2 separate regions of the Mus musculus genome follow, and region 2 is linked to region 1. Evidence: chromatin loops called from intact Hi-C (ENCODE). Cell type or tissue: left cerebral cortex. All regions are shown on one strand.

Region 1 (8,000 bases):
GATGTTATAGTGCCTCAGGTTTATTAAAAGTAGGACTTAGTTTTTATATAATATGGTCCTTTCTGTCAAGCGGTCTACCTCGCAGAGCTGTGTGCAGTTTTATGAGCCAAGCACAATTGCTAGGAACCACACAAGATAGTTGAGATCCAATAAAGCCATTATATCTGACTAAAATAACAGAGGCTCAACAAACATATGACTGGGCAGGAGTTGATCTACCTTACCTGCAGGATGCATTTTCATATACTACATGCTTTATAATGTTTTTATTAACTGGCCTGGAAATTGTCTTATGAGTCATAAATAGCTTTAATGGTTTCGTCATTCCTTTTCAACTGAAACCATCCACTTCCTAAACTTTGGCTATCGTCTGAGATCTTGTCTCAAAGCAGGTTCTGGTTCAGTGGTTGTAGGAGGAAGCCTGAGACTATGTGCTACTTGAAATTTTTCTAAGCAGTGCCCATGAAACACACAGTGTGTAATCAGGCCACAGAATATCCTTCAAAAAATACATTAGCATGTATGTGTCAGCGCCCTTGCTTTACCCATACCACCTCTGAGAGCCTCACGCTTCTGCAGTTTGAATATGTCCCCAGAATTCATTGTGCAGAGAATTAATCCCCCAGTGCAGAAAGCGCTGAGCATTAGGCCTTTGAAGGGGAAGCATGGTCATGAGGGTTCAATCCTTATGAGTTATCACAGGAGGGGACTAGTTACCACACAACTGAGCTCCTAACGAAGAATAGCCACTCTCCCTCTTCCATGTCCTCTCCTCCTTCTTTCTTCCCCCCTTGCCCTCAACTTTTCCATCCCCTGTCCCTTTCATCCTCTCTCATGAATGCTCTTCTGTTCTTCTGCCTTCTCCACAGAACAACACAAGAGAGGTCCTTCCCAGACTCGGCCCTCACTGACTTTGGATTTCCTAGAATTCAGCACTGTAGAAGACAAATCTCTGCTCTGATAAGTTACCCAACCTTAGGTATTCTTTCACAGAAACAACAGAGTGAACCAATGCAATGGTAATTTTGTATATCTGCTGCTTATCTAACCATAATTCTCCTGGAATAGAAATAATATTTACCTGGCATTCTGTTGTATTTTCAATGTCTCCTGTAATTAATACTCAGAACATCATCAAATGAATTCCTGTGCACAAATGATAAAACTTGTACACATACTCTTGAGTTCATACAAACATTCTCCCAGCAATGTTATCATAAGAATGTCACCAGAACACTGGAGGGTTTTTTTTTTCCAAAGGTACAGTAAATTTTGTCACTGTAATCATGGCTAAAATTTATACAGTGAGTTATAGTCTCATTACCTGAATCCCTATAACTCTAATAGGGAAAACTTATTTTAATTCTCATCTTAAAAAGTAAACTGTTCCAACAGAAATATCCAGTTCATTATTCATATTTACCAAGCTATCAAATACCTTCTCTGGAATACAAACCCAGGCAGGCGGGCTCCACAGCCCATGCACCTAACTTCTACTCCCTGAGATGGATGTACATCATGGAGTCACTCCATGGTTTAACTCACTCTGTTTTACAGCTGCAGAATGCCACGTGGACCACCCAACAGAACCCTGTATCTACTCAACACTTTGGGTAAGTTCTTAGGTTGAATCCTCTTCTACAGCAACCCACAGATTTGTGTCATAAAATAGTGTGTAGTTTTGGTGGGACAGGATGTAAAGGGCCTAAGACCTAAGAGGACTCACTAGATTAGGGCACTGGAGTGGTCCATGGAGGGGTGCTGTTGAAGGATGGATAACTACATGGGCATGTAAGACTATCTACCTATGTAGAATTCCAGGTAAAGTGTATATGACAAGGGTCTTCTCAAATTGGAGACTTTGAACAGTTTTAAGATGCATCCCTAGAAAAATATGTGACCTCCTCCATGTTTCTGGTTGACACTGTCTGATACTAGTCACCTGAATTGTAAACCCTTCCATAGTTCAATAAGGGAACACAGATCTTGCATGCATGTAATTAAACACTTCACATTTTCTTATTTAGAGATAATATGTGTCATTGTTTATGACCAGAATAAAACCATACAACTATTTTGAGACACAAATCACTATGGTAACAGTTTTTCTGATTAAGTTTGAAGTTGCACTGCCTTCTGCTACTGAAAGATACAGCTTTTAACAGCAGGTATTGGGTATCTTTTATATTAGGCCTTGTTTGGTTTTATACCAGGTAAAACTTCATGTTAACTTAACTAGTGTGAATATTACAATATTCAATAACTCATACTGCATGCAGAGCCATTTAAAGGAAATCTTACTGGTTTGAGCTTTTTCAAAGACAAATGAAAAAAATGATATCTAGATTGATATCAATAGAAGGAAAAACATTAAAAACTAGAATTCTACAATCAATAATTTTAATAGTATATAAATTTCATTTATTTCTATAAAATGTTTCTTGAATTAATAAAAGTTAACACAGGTAACTGTGTATCACCTTGGGAATTTTTAATCTTTATTGCATTGGTATACTGGGTACCATGGTGCACGAATGGGCATCAGAGGACAGCTTGTGTGGGTGGGTTACCCTTTTATACTGTGTCGGTCCTAGGGATTACACTAAGGTCTTCTCACTTGACAGCAAGGGTCTTTACCCTCAGAGTCATCATACCATCCCAGTACTTTATAGTGTATAATTTTCTTATATAACATCAGGTCTCCTACCTGGTTGCCTACACAGTGGTGAGTTGTATTCTAATATTTCTTTAATTTCTTATTCAGTGGCAAATGGTTTCCAGACATCTTGCAAACAGTGAAGACCATAAATTTCCTTCTACTCTAAGCACACTTCAGGAGAACTGTAGAGCTAGAGTCTCAGAACAAGTAGGACAGCAATAATGATAATGTCCCTCACTGAGCCTTTGAGACATTCCATAAATTCACATTATTTCAACACTTCGTCCCCAGTTAATAGCGCTGATTTGGAAGAGTGTGGAGCCTTCTAGGGGAGGCATTTCATTGCAGGAAGTGGATCACTGGGGGTGGGCCTTGAGGCTTGATAGCCCAGCTCCACTTCTTGTCTGCTAACACTTCCTGACTGCAGACATCATATCCAGCTTTCCAGGATTCCTGCCACTATGCCTAACCTATCATCATGGACTGTCTCCCCTAAAACTGTGAGCCAAATAGACCCTTCCTCCCCTGGGATGTCTCAGGGATTTGATCTCAGCAGTTAAAACACTAGGACTCCTCACGCTTCGTTTACAAATTTACCACAATGAACAGAAATCAGAGATGTGTACATGTAAAACTTTCACATTGTTTATATGGAAGATACAATATTTAGCATCAGTTGAAGGAGTTTGTCCTTCAGTCCTGGCAAATAGCCCCATGAGCTTGCTCAGAAATAAAGTAGAGATTAGAGAACCTGGGTAGTTTCCTTGGGTGTTAGATTATGAAAGGAATGCAGCAGCACGTTAAATGTCTTCACAAACGTTCAGGAGCAATGGCTTATATTGGATAAAATGAGAAAATTGGCTGGCAAAATGTAATAAGCATTCCAAGTCATGAGGCACCAGATGCCAGCATTTCCTCAACCGTATATTAAAGCATCTTTGTGTAAGTGTGCTTTCTGCAAGTAATGACGTTACGAATGCCACAGTTACACAAGGGAGCCCAGAACTTCACTGTTTGCAGACACATCAGTTACAGTTGCCATTTAATATTGCTATTTTTCTTTTTGAATGTCAGATGAGTAAATCATAGAGATAAGACAGTAAGCTTGCCTTAAAATGAAAGGTCTTACTTCAGTTTTGATAATTTGCTATCATATAGTGAAGTGTGACAGGCAAGCAAGTTATTCAATCAATTAGTTCTATTCCTACACAGTTCTTATTTCAAGCGCCATCACAGATACATTTATGGAATTAGAGGTGTAGTAAAACATACTGCATTGTGATAAATAGCTAAGATACATCAGTAGGATGAGCTTTCTGTTAGCTATGAACTACATCCACAACATTTTCAGAAATTGAGCGTATCATTTATGACAAAAAAAATAGCGTAGTTGTAGTGGCTATTCCTGGTTGTCAACTTGACTATATTTGGAATGAACTACAATCCAGAATTGGAAGGCTCACCAGTGACCCTTATCTGGAGGCTTGGAGATCCTTATCTGGATCTTGGTATGGAGATCTTGAGCCATAGTGACTATGGATTCCAGAAGATTGAATCTCAGAGTTTAAGGAACACACCTTTAACCTGGGCTACACCTTTCATCTGGGATTAAAGGTGTGGTGGAACACACCTTTAATCTGGGCTACACCTTCTGCTGGAGACAATATAAGGACATTGGAAGAAGGGAGTCTAGCTCTTGCTCCTTCGCCTGCTTGCTGCGTGAGACTGAGTAACTGCTAGATCCTTGGACTTCCATTCACAGCTTCTACTGAACAATTGTTGGGAATTGGGCTGCCGACTGTAAGTCATCAATAAATTCCTTTACTATCCATAAGTTCTGTGACTCTAGAGAACCCTGACTAATACAGTAGTCTTGGTTTTTCTTGATTCTGTTTGAATCCTTAAAATATTTCATTTTCTTAAGTCATCTACTTAGATGCAAAGATAGAAGTTGGTGAGAGCATGTGGCTTGAAATCATGTTAGGTGACCTTTAAGAAAGACAATCTCTGTCGGTTACTGCAGGTATATGCTCTACACCTCCTGATTCCTCCTGCCCTAAGCTTCCTGATAGCATCACTCGTTCAGTCAAAAAGAATGCTCTTATTTGAAATTTTTGCATATGGGTAAATTGCCTTCTGAGATAAAAGCCCAGAGAGTGATATAAAATTGTAGCTAGGTGAGCCAAAAGTAAATACCACATTCTAGAACTTTCTATAACTTTGTCCCGGTGGAAGTATGAATTATGCCTAAATACCCGAGTGGAAATGCTGCATTTTCTCTATTCTACCCACGTCCATTCTGATCACTTACTATCATAACACTAATAACATTCCTTGAAGCAGGGAGGACGCAGCTGTCATTAACAAGGCTGACTAGATAAGGACCAGCGGCTCTGTAGCAGCTAAAGGACCCATTCTAACCGGCTTAAATGGGATTGCTTGTTTTCCACTTTTGTTATTAAAATAGAAGTGGAAATCTGCTTTCCCCAGCCTATCAGCATCCCGTGCCTGAGCCTGCCTGACCTTGAGCAGTGCAGCTGCTTCGGGAGAGTTAAAAATGGACCTTCAAGCTGGCTTTAGTTTCTGTTGCTCTGCCTGCAAGTGTCCTCCCACTGATCTGTTTATCACACTCTCTTTACCACTTTTGTTGTTGTTTTTCCTTCTGAGAGTTTTTTTAGCCTGGACAGCGGATCCTACTTCTCAAGGCCCTAACCTGCAGGTCCTTCCTTGCACGTGGGGACCCAAAGTGTGCGGGAGTGGTGCTGGAACCTGGCCTTGAATGAGGTTCACCCTCACCCCAAGTATCTCGGTCTCTTCCTTTTCTGATCCACCTCAACCATCTCAGCAACCTCAGCAACCTCGCTGGGAACGCCCACCCATTGCAAACCCTGTGCCACTGGCGCAGGGCAGCAGGAAGGGTGGCTTAGTAAAGTTAGAAGAAAACGTTTGGCATCGTGCTTTTAGTGGTGTCCCAGACCCTCTGTTCCCTCTTGCTCAAGACTCCCCGGAAAGAGTCGCAGAGCTTATCCTAGCAGGACAACTCTTTATTCTCATGCCCCACAAGCTTTTTAAAGACCACTAAAGCTTAAACTTCTTCCCAAACAAGCCCACCGGGAACTTTTGCTTCTGGGAATGGCAATTGCTCCTAACTATCCTGCGGCTGGAGCAGGCAACTGAGATCCTGTTAGTGGTTTTGTTTAGTTTCTTGGCACTGGCCCTCTTCAATTCAAGTTCTGTGCCTTTCGAAGCCAGGTCTTAGAACAGGGCCAGGCTCGCCCTGGCCGCGGAGAAAAACGGTTTAGTCACAGATGTAGTATCCCCAAAGATGCCCCATTGATTCCTGAGTGCAGCTGAAGCTAGAGAGCCCTTACCACATCCCGACCACCTGCGGGGAGACTGGGTGCGGACTGGAGCTGATGGGTTAGAGTCAGAACATGGGCATAAAGGATGCTCACAGAGCACAGTGTCAACTAAGCCAAATACTTATTCAGAATGACACAGCAAAGTTTTGGGTCATGCCTAACAGGACCTGGAGCTTCTAGCTGCTTGAAAAGTTCCATAGCCAAAACCTGAGCAGTCTGAGCCTGGAAGCAGGCAAGCTGTGGGCAGGGGCTCACGCCAAAGAATCTAGGTTAGTGGCCGAAGGGAGATGCTCTTTAGGAGGGTGACCAGTGGCCAACTCAGGGTGACCAGTGGCCAACTCAGGAAGCAGCAGGTGTCCGCCCAAGGCGAGGCTGATCACCAACTCCCAGGGGCTTGCCTGGGCCCCTGCCTGGGAAGGAACTGAAAGGTGACCTGACCCTGCAGGGGCGGGCCGGGGCACGGGCCCGAGCGAGTGGCGCAGGTGGGCGTGCCGGCCAGGAGGAGAGGCGGGACCTATAAAGCGCTCTCCATTCGGGAGGCGGAGCGGCCGGGTGCAGCCTGTGCTGGTGGGCGCGGTGGCCCGCAGCCTTCGGCTTGCTGCAGGACTGTGCAGGGGACCACTGTCCAAGCTTCGGACTACTGAGGGGCGCCTGCCTCGGTTTACCCTTCAGCGTCTGGTGAAATCCGGCAGGTGAGCGACCCGAGGAGGCGGGATAGGGCAGGGTCGCTTCCCAGTTGTGCTGACTTTCCAGCTACTTCCAGCCTGTTGGCTTTAGTTGGCGCCTCCGCTCCTAGGGCTTTGTCAACTTGAGTTGCTAAGGCTGGTCCCTCCCTTTGGAAGGGCAGTGCCCGGGCTAGTTCGCCCTGGCGATGCCGGGACTCTGAGGAGCCTGTGCACTTCTTGCGTGCTTTTGCAAACTTCTCACTTTTTCCTCCCAGCGCCTAGGGAAAGATCCGTTCTGCTCCGCGAGGGAAACAGAGCCGTTGACCATGGTTGCAACGGGCAGTTTGAGCAGTAAGAACCCGGCCAGCATTTCAGAGTTGTTGGACGGTGGCTATCACCCTGGGAGTCTGCTAAGTGGTGAGTCTCTGGGCTGTCCACCTCTTTCCTATCCGAAGGTTGCGGGGCCCCTCTCTAGTGTAAGCGTCCCTGCCTGAGTGCGCGAGACTTCATCTCCTCCTAGAGACACAGAGGACTATGAAACCCATCTGAGATCTCTTTCTAAACTTCCTTTGCATTGTCTGCCCACCAAAAACAAACGTAAGGGGAATAATGCGTTGTTCCAGTCTGCTAAGAGGCTCTTGGGGATGAAGTTCCCTATCTCATGGTTGGAACATTAAGTGTACAGGCTGGGTGTGTTTAAAGACATGCGCTTACTTGTGTAGCTAGCACCACCACGTCCGTCCCCCCTCCCCCCCCCCCCCCAAATTCTCCCTTTTCTGTTTGCCACCTAATCCTTCTCTTTCCCGTCTCCAGAAGACCATCCTTCGGCATTTTGTTACCACGTTAGTTTTGCTTTTAGAATGTTAAATAATAAGTGTATATGCTCTTCTCAGTTCGGTTTGCTTTCCCACCGTGTGATGTTGTAGAGTTATACACTTACCTCATCAGTGAGTTCCTTTTCGTTGCTAAGTAAGATTCTATTATGAAATGCACCCACTGTGCATTAATGTCAGAAGAAAACTTGAACAGCCCTGGTTCTACAGGAATCATCATTTGCAACTTGAAACGTCAATTTCTAATCTGACAGACTATTCAACTATGGAAGAGTGGTGTGAGCATATATTAAGTGGCTTAAGCTCTTTAGATTTTCTTCATCTATAAGATAATATTATAATTCTAAATTTGTCTGTCTTCAATGTGGATAAAAATACAGATATGATTTGGAATCTATTTGTTGGAATTTAAAAAATAAAACAAAAAACAAAAAACAAGCAGTGCCCTCTAAGTGAGCTAATGACATAGAAAACCAGGAGA
Region 2 (8,000 bases), 110 kb before region 1:
GCCCCAGACACATGGGAAGTGGGCAAGCTCTCTTCTGTTCCAAGTACAAGTATTTAGAAATGATTAACCTTTAACCCCAGCACTCAGGAGGCAGAGGCAGGTGGATTTCTGAGTTCAAGGCCAGCCTAGTCTACAAGGTGAGTTCCAGGACAGCCAGGGCTATACAAAAAAACCCTGTCTCAAAAAAACCAAAAAAAAAAAAAAGAAAGAAAGAAAGAAAGAAAGAAAGAAAGAAAGAAAGAAAGAGAAAAGGAAAGGAAAGAAAAGAAAAGGAAAGGAAAGGAAAAAGAAAGAAAAGAAAAAAAGAAATGATTGACCTTAACCCAAACCCAGAAAGATAAATATGGTCTGTATTCTTTTATAAGGGGATATTACCTGTCTAGTAAATGATAAACAACCTACAATCTATAACCCAGAAAGTTAAAGAGTCAGAGTGGAGGACACCAGGAGAACAAGGCTCTTAGAGTCAACTAAGCAAGGTGCATGTGAGCTCACAGAGACTAAAATGGCAAGCATAGAATCTACAAGGGTCTGAACCAGGTCCTTTGTGTGTATGTTATACACAATGCTTACTACTTTTATGGGACTCTTGACTGTGAGTACAAATCGGTATCTGACTCTTGTCCCTGCCCTTGGGATTCTTTTCTTTCTGTTCAGGTGCCATGTCTAACATTGATATGCCAGTTAATTTTATTTTTGTCTTGTTTCACTGTTGTCTCTTGGAAACCTGTTCTTTTCTAATGAGAAACAGAAAGAGAGTGTTTCTGGGGTAAGGGATGATGTAGGGAGGAAGTGGGGGGAGTAGAGGTAATGGGAAATTATAATCAGAATATATTGTATAAGAATAGAATCTGTTTTCAATAAATGTGAAAAATGGTTTACTTCCATGAAATGAAAAGAAAAGAAAAGAAAAGAAAAGAAAAGGAAAGGAAAGGAAAGGAAAGGAAAGGAAAGGAAAGGAAAGGAAAGGAAAGGAGAAATGATTGACCTTGACCAGTGTGTGCAAAATCTAGCAACTGCAGCCCCTCTCCTCCAGGTAACTGCAACCAGGAGCTGCTTCCTTGCAGAGATGCAGACCCAAATCTTTAGCCACAAAATGGTTCTGAGGACACAGACCTGTAACTAAGAGTCAAACAATGGTCTTTGAGGCAAAACAAATAAACCAAAGCTAAGCAAATATCCTCCTTCCAGTTTCTATCCCAAGAGCTCTGAATGCGGACTGCCTCCCTCTGAAGATTTAATTCACAAATGTTGAAGCTCTCGCTTCATCCTTATTGAGGGGAGGTATAAACACCAGAGATGGTCGTTGCAATCTGGAAATGTTTCTCAGGGACATTTCAAAATAAAGATGCATGGTTACCAAAACTAAAAATTTGAGCTTTAAACAGTCATTCTTGGAGTTTTTTAAAGGTGTATTTATTTTTATATGTATGAATATTTTTTTTGCCTGGTGCCCTCAGAGGCCAGAAGGTGTTCCTTTCCTCTGGAATGGAAGCTATGGATGGTTGCCAAGTATATGTGGACACCGAAAGCTAAACCCAGGTCCTCTGCAAGAGTAGCCACAGATTTCAGCATTTAGCCATCTCTCTAGCCCCATCCTTGACTTTTTAAAAAGATAACTTTAGCAAGATTCTTCTGCTTCATATAGACAAGTGTCCATTTTAATACCTATATCATAACTTCTCTTTTATTACCAGGAAATTAAGAAAGAATGCATCAGTACAATCTGGTTAAAGAACCAAAATACAGGATAGTGGTCTCCATATTAGAATCAGCAGAAAGCAAATTATTTTAAATGAACATATCCACACATAACCACTAGTTTCCCTCAGTAAAATCAAGAGAAAATGAGAAAAGCAACTCCTCGCATTCAGTCCTACACGCTGACATCTACTCTTCCTCCAGCTACGTCTCTAGTCAACAAGAACAACCCTGAAGCTCATGAGAGCAAAGTGGATACATCACTCTTAAATCATCTTCAGCTAATGTGCAAAAGGCTCAGAACATTGTTCCTTAATTTGCACACTGTACCTGGTTGGCAAGCTACAGCCTTCATGGCTCTCTATGCCTCCCCCTTTATCTATCTGATAATATAGAAACCACAATAGTTTAAAAAAGAAGAAATTTCAGCTGGTGAAGAGAGGCTCAACAGTGTAACCTCGCTCTATGCCAGCATCAGAATCACAAAGTGTTGAGCCCATGTTAAAGTCCAGCTAGATTCCCATATCTCAGCAAAATCTACCCATGATCCCATGAGCCAGGATGAGTCAGGCTAACAGAGTAAATGAATATAACCTTTTGACCTCTGCTCTCAGGAACAAAGCCAAACCACAGGAAAGTCTCACACTTTTCCCCCCAACAGAACCAAAATGTAAAAAAGTGTTGAAATCTAGTGTGGTCTGCTTATTTTGCTAGCTAAAAGTGAAGTTTTTAAAAAGAGGGGAAGTAACTATTAATATCACTATCAATTTCCCAGAACAACAACTCTGGAAAATCCATTCCGGCTAAGGAATTTTCAATAATATCTGCTACCATTCACCCTGTGATTACCATGACAGTCACTTAGGGTATATAATCTACATCATTATCTACAACAATTCCATGAAGTAGGAATTGTGTTCAACTTTTATGAATAAAGTCCAGTCATTTAACCCCCAAAATATTTAGCTACTAAATGGCAGAGTGGATATTCAAAAGCCATCTTGTCAGACACTAAAACCCAGGTTCCTCACCCCATTTATGACACTACCCTTCATAATAATAGGTCCTAAACACAAAGAAACAAACAATTGAATAAAAATCTATTGAGGAAAACACGTGAAAAGCTTGTCAGAAAAAGAGCTATACATTCCTGAAAGGTGCTACATGGAATCTACATGCTCTGAGTTCTGCCTTGATGCATGTGTCCAAGAATGTATAGGCAAATGGTCCCCGTGTACCATTTCTTAACATGTATTTTTCTCATCCTGAAGAATTCCCTTACTTCTTTGTCTTACTTTCACATAGGAAGCTGTGAATTCCCTTGTCTAGACCCTAGGATCTCCTTTCTTGAATAGCTCTAACTTCCTTCCTGCCAGTCTCCTAATACCATTGGCAAAGCTGTTTTCCATATCTGCCACTTTCACAGTATATCTTAATGTGAGTTCCCTGTGCTTTCCCATGGATCTACTAATTGCCTAACTGTGGGTACTTCCCTTGAGGAGCCCAGCCTGCTCTACCTGTCTGTTCCCTCTCCTACTATAACCAGCTGCTTTACTTATTACCTATTACAGAGGCTATTCTACACCCTCCATCCTAGACAATCTGGCTCCTTAATGTTCCTCCTGATCTCAAAGCTGCATACTGTCTATTCCAAGTCATATTTGTAGAACTGGCTGCCAAGGAAGAAATGCGAGGTTGGCACAGCCTTTTGGACAGAGCTACCTGTCTGTTCACCCTAGGAAACCCCCTTTCACCAAATTATTGCATTCACCAATTAGAATGAAGCTGAGAGACCATGCCTGATGGATTTGCTATGCAAGCTTTTATCTGGGCAGACAAGTGAGTCTGTATTCTAGGAAGAATAGCATCAAATGTAGGGTAGAAGCCGGTGTTCACTTCATTCAACAGTTTTCTTCCCTGTTTTCAAGTCTATATTTCAAAATGAAAGAACTCTGAGGACTAGAAGATGGTGTGCTCTCACTGAGCAGTATTCTTTTCTATTTTTAGCCATTCCTTAACCAGGCTGCAGAGGATTTGTTAACTTGGGATACATACGTGAACATCCAGGGAAGCAACCTTAGTGGCACTCTAACAGTTCACAAAGGATAATGTCACCATGTGTGTTAAGACACAACATCTCTCAGGTTCTTTTTTCTGGGCTGTATCAGCTGTAAGGCGAGAACTGCCAGTGTCTTTTATTTGTCGCTCAGTAGAAAGTATTTGCCTGAAAAGGAAGACAGCACACATGAGAGCCAAGAGGAGGAGGGAGCCCTGCCAACGTCACATGCACTGTTGGATTCAGCCGTGCCTGTGGACAAAATCATTGCTTGGACTTTCGAGTGATGCAGCCCAATAAATCCATATGCTTTTGTAGCTTAAGCGAGGGTGGTTGAAATATTTATATCACTTGCAGTTCCCTGAACTCTAAATAATAAACACTGTGTAGTTCAGAGTCAAGATGGCTGTGTGAGGCATTTTTCAAAATAGGAAACAGATGGTTCTCTCAAATTGGATAATTTGGGAGCATAGTTTAAATTAGGTTCTGTTTATGAAGGTGTGGGCAGAGTGAACTGGAACCACAGGGCTGGAGAAGGGCTATAACAACCAATAACACTCAAGGGCAGGGGACAGTTACCTGAACACAGAACGAGAGAGTCATGAAGAAACAGTAACCCTGGAGGAAAAAAAAGAAAAACCAAAAAAACCATGCTTGATCTAGCCAAGGTGATGGCTGGTTTACAGTGAGCACATAGGGGAAGTGGAGAACTACATCTCCTGCCTCCTTCTAGTAATCCCCTGCTTAGATGCCCACTGGCCACTCAACTGAAGCTCAAAGATGCCTCCGACGCGACTCACACAAGTCTGTTTCCTCAGGCAGAGAGATCCAGAGTGATAGGGTGAAAGTCGGCCTACAGTTCAAGACAAGGATACTCAGTATGGTCTTTCCCTTCACCCTTGTCCTTTGTCCCTCCTCCAGGTAAAGGGTGCATGTTCTCATCTCAAGAGAGATAAACATAAAATCCTTGGCTTTGGCCTTATCATGGAGTGGCATAAAGTTCCCTTGTTCCATCTTCCAAGGTCACAACTGGGTATAACTGTTGTGACCTATGCTTTTTGTCCACAATGGCAACCACTGTGAACTCCCCATGAAATCACAGTCACTTCAGAGAAAGACTGAAGTGCAGTAGAAGGAGTCACAGTGTTCATGAGCCATTCGCTCCTGTAGGCAACATACTCAGGATTGGAGTTGCATACAGCGCTTCAATATTCTAGTAAAATGTTATTGCTTATATTCCCCTTTTAACTCTGTGGATCAGGTAATAGTTCAAAATAATGTAAAGTTCAAGTCACATAATTGTTCTATAACTTGGAATGGAGTGTTTAGTATCTGCCAGAACTTAGTGCAAGCCAGAGTCTAATTTGCAAATAGAAAGTAGATTGTCAGTAAAGGAGGGCATGGAGTTACTCCAGAACCATGACTCTCTGAACTGTTGATTTTCCAATCCAGTTTGCCAGGGACTCGCAGAACATCTATGTCTGCCACATACACTTACTTTATTAATAGGTGTGCTAAGTTATGAAAGCAGATCTTCCTGCGTTATAAGCCAAGACCAACTTATAGAGCTCATTATCACCAGAGATATGGAATAAATGTGTAACCTCATGAATTATCAATAAACAAGCAAAAAGACATATAGAAATATGCTCATGATCTTCAAAATGCTAATTTTAGGTATGTCCTTTTTCTAAGGCATGGGTATTACGTAAGTTGTAGCAACTCAGACAGGATATCAGTTTATACTCTCTGGCCCACTCATATTTCAAGATGTTTTTATCCAGCCCTCTAGAGTATGCCTATCTTATTAATCATCTGGAGTCCTTGCTACCTCTTCCTTGGCAGTCCCAGGTAGCACCTTACCATCGTGTAGCAGAAAATGGGGTCATCAACAAAGAAACAAAACAATCAAGACCCATCAGGATCAGACTTTAATGCAAGATTCTGTCTATCTTTGTACTCCACAAATTTGGTGAAGATTATTCCAGAATCTCATTTGGTTGTCCTGCTCTCCACGGCCTCTCCTGGTACCAACACATCATCAGTACAGTACTAATGATAGCATTATTCATGGTTACTGCAGAAAAGAAATGATACTAGGGTACATTCAAATTACAGTAATTCAGAGGAAGCTAAACAAAAGGATAAGATGGTGTCTAGAGGAAATCCAAACTGACAGCACATTATTCCAGGTTGGTATCACTCATACTTCAAAAGATGGCAATGAGAGAAAGTAATTGTCCTAATCTAGACGTTGAGAGACAAGTACAGACGGTGATTTTTCACAGTCTAATGAAAGTGTTCCAGGAGAAGGGAACGCTGAGTGCAGACTCTTGGGCAACAAAGAAAAGCGAGCCAGTACCTAGAACTGGTAAATAAAAAAGTAGAGTGTTGGCGGGCAGTGTGAGGAAGGGATGGTTAAAGGTATCACAGGATTTGTAGATGTTTGTTCTTACAGAGTGAATGGTTGGAAGATTATAGAAAACAGATTTTATTTTACATTCTAAAGGAGTCACTGAAAACTCTCTTTAAACTAGTTGGCAATCAGTTCACGGAAAAGATAATGGTGGCTTGAATTTATATGGTTGTGGTATGGGATTACAGAATGGTCAGGTTCTGGACATATTTTGAAAACCCAAATCCTTTAGGGACTGATACGGAACTGGATATGGTTTATGAGATAGGAAGCAAGAAAGGGCAATGTTTGGAGACTGAGGGCCTTAAGCATTTTGGGACTTGGAACAATGGCTCAGGATTTAACAGCACTGGCTGCTTTTCCAGAAAACCATGCATTTCTTACCACCTACTGGATGGCACATACCATCTGTCCTGGGGGACTTGAGACTCTCTTCTGGCCTTCAAGGCACTACCTGGTGCAGAGACATCCATTGAGACACTACACCCATACACACAGGATTTTAAAAGGTTTTAAAATATAATGCTTTTGTCATTGACAGAGTTGGAGAAGAAACAGTTGGTAAGAACAAACAGTACTTGTTTTCAGCCTGTTAGGTTTAAAGTTAGGAAGCCAAGTGAGCTGTCAAGATGGCAAGCAAGTGCATAGTCTGGAGTCCAGAGGACGGAGTTGTCCAGGTCAGATCCAGCATGCAGGTGGTATTAAAAATCAGGTCTAAGTGTGATCACCTGGGGGGGGGGCAAGTTAAAATTGTAATTTAGCCCCTGAGCAAATTTCACTCTCTTCTCATTATTCTGAGTATCTTTAAAATGTCCAGAGTCTAGGCTGTTTCTCAGTAGGACTGACTACATCAGCTGTTCTCAACCTGTGAGTCAATACACCTTTGGGCACTACATATCAGATATTTACATAACAATTCATAACAGTAGCAAAATTACAGTTATGAAATAGCAATAAAAATAATTTTATTGTTGGGGGAGTCACCACATAATGAACTATTTTAAGGGTTGCAGCATTAGGGAGGTTAAAAACCACTGTACTAGATGAAGTAATTGTTTATGATTGCTAAGAATCATGCATAGCTGACCAAGAACATGGACATAAGGAAAACTACAATCTCTATTGATCTATTACACATCTTATGTGTTTGTGGGGCATCTATGTGCATGAATGTGTGTGTGTGTGTGTGTGTGTGTGTGTGTGTGTGTGTGTGAGAGAGAGAGAGAGAGAGAGAGAGAGAGAGAGAGAGAGAGAGAGAGAGAGTATTTTGGAAGTATACTCAGGAGTACAAGTGTAAAGACCTAAGATTTAATTTAACCAAGGCAATCTGTTTCAGTATTTGATTGGTTCTATCCATTGGTGCTCAGTGGAGTAATCTTGTTTCTTTTCTATTGCTGTGATAAAACACTCTGAAGAAAATCAACTTAAGGGAGAAAATTATTCATTTGGAGTACACATCCAAGCCAAAGTTACTCACTGAGGGAATCTGGGCAGGAACTGAGAGGAGAAACCAGAAGCAGAGACCTTGGAGGAACACTGCTTGCTGGCTCTCTCTCAGGCTTGCTCTCTGTCTTCTGCTTATTTAACCTTTTTATCCACCCAAGACAACCCAACATGCTTAGTGGTGGTATCACCCATGGTGAACTGGGCCCTCTTCATCCATAAATAATCAAGGTGGCTCCTCACAGACAGGTCCACAAACCAATTTAATAACAATAACTATTCAAATAACAATATTTTTAGGTGATTCGAGGCTGGGCCAACTTGACAATTAATGCTAACTAGAACTTGGGGTCACCAGTGGAAACACACATGACGGCAATCACT

Evidence for each region. Hi-C counts contacts between places; a loop is a spot of excess contacts. Peaks named below come from ENCODE experiments on the same cell type or tissue, not always from the same donor. Only the 100,000 strongest peaks of a DNase experiment are listed, where the experiment ranks them.
Region 2: a loop joins it to region 1, with 2.0 times the contacts of the local background. A loop is called at or near these places in 2 of 42 quality-filtered maps.

What each region holds. Positions count from the first base shown.
Region 1 is chr3:137,617,171-137,625,170 of GRCm38, forward strand. It overlaps Ddit4l (DNA-damage-inducible transcript 4-like), which reads left to right and starts at 6,502. Exons shown (of 3, transcript NM_030143.4): 1 at 6,502-6,713; 2 at 6,962-7,103. The coding sequence starts at 7,013. In left cerebral cortex, no CTCF peak of the experiment used is centred here; DNase peaks (open chromatin) are centred at 3,557, 5,129, 5,994, 6,285 and 3 more places; H3K4me3 peaks cover 2,089 bases; H3K27ac peaks cover 3,471 bases.
Region 2 is chr3:137,509,214-137,517,213 of GRCm38, forward strand. No RefSeq gene overlaps it. Among named protein-coding and RNA genes, the nearest start is that of Gm4861, 39 kb to the right of the region's middle. In left cerebral cortex, no CTCF peak of the experiment used is centred here; DNase peaks (open chromatin) are centred at 3,335, 3,983, 5,228, 5,544 and 1 more place; H3K27ac peaks cover 2,986 bases.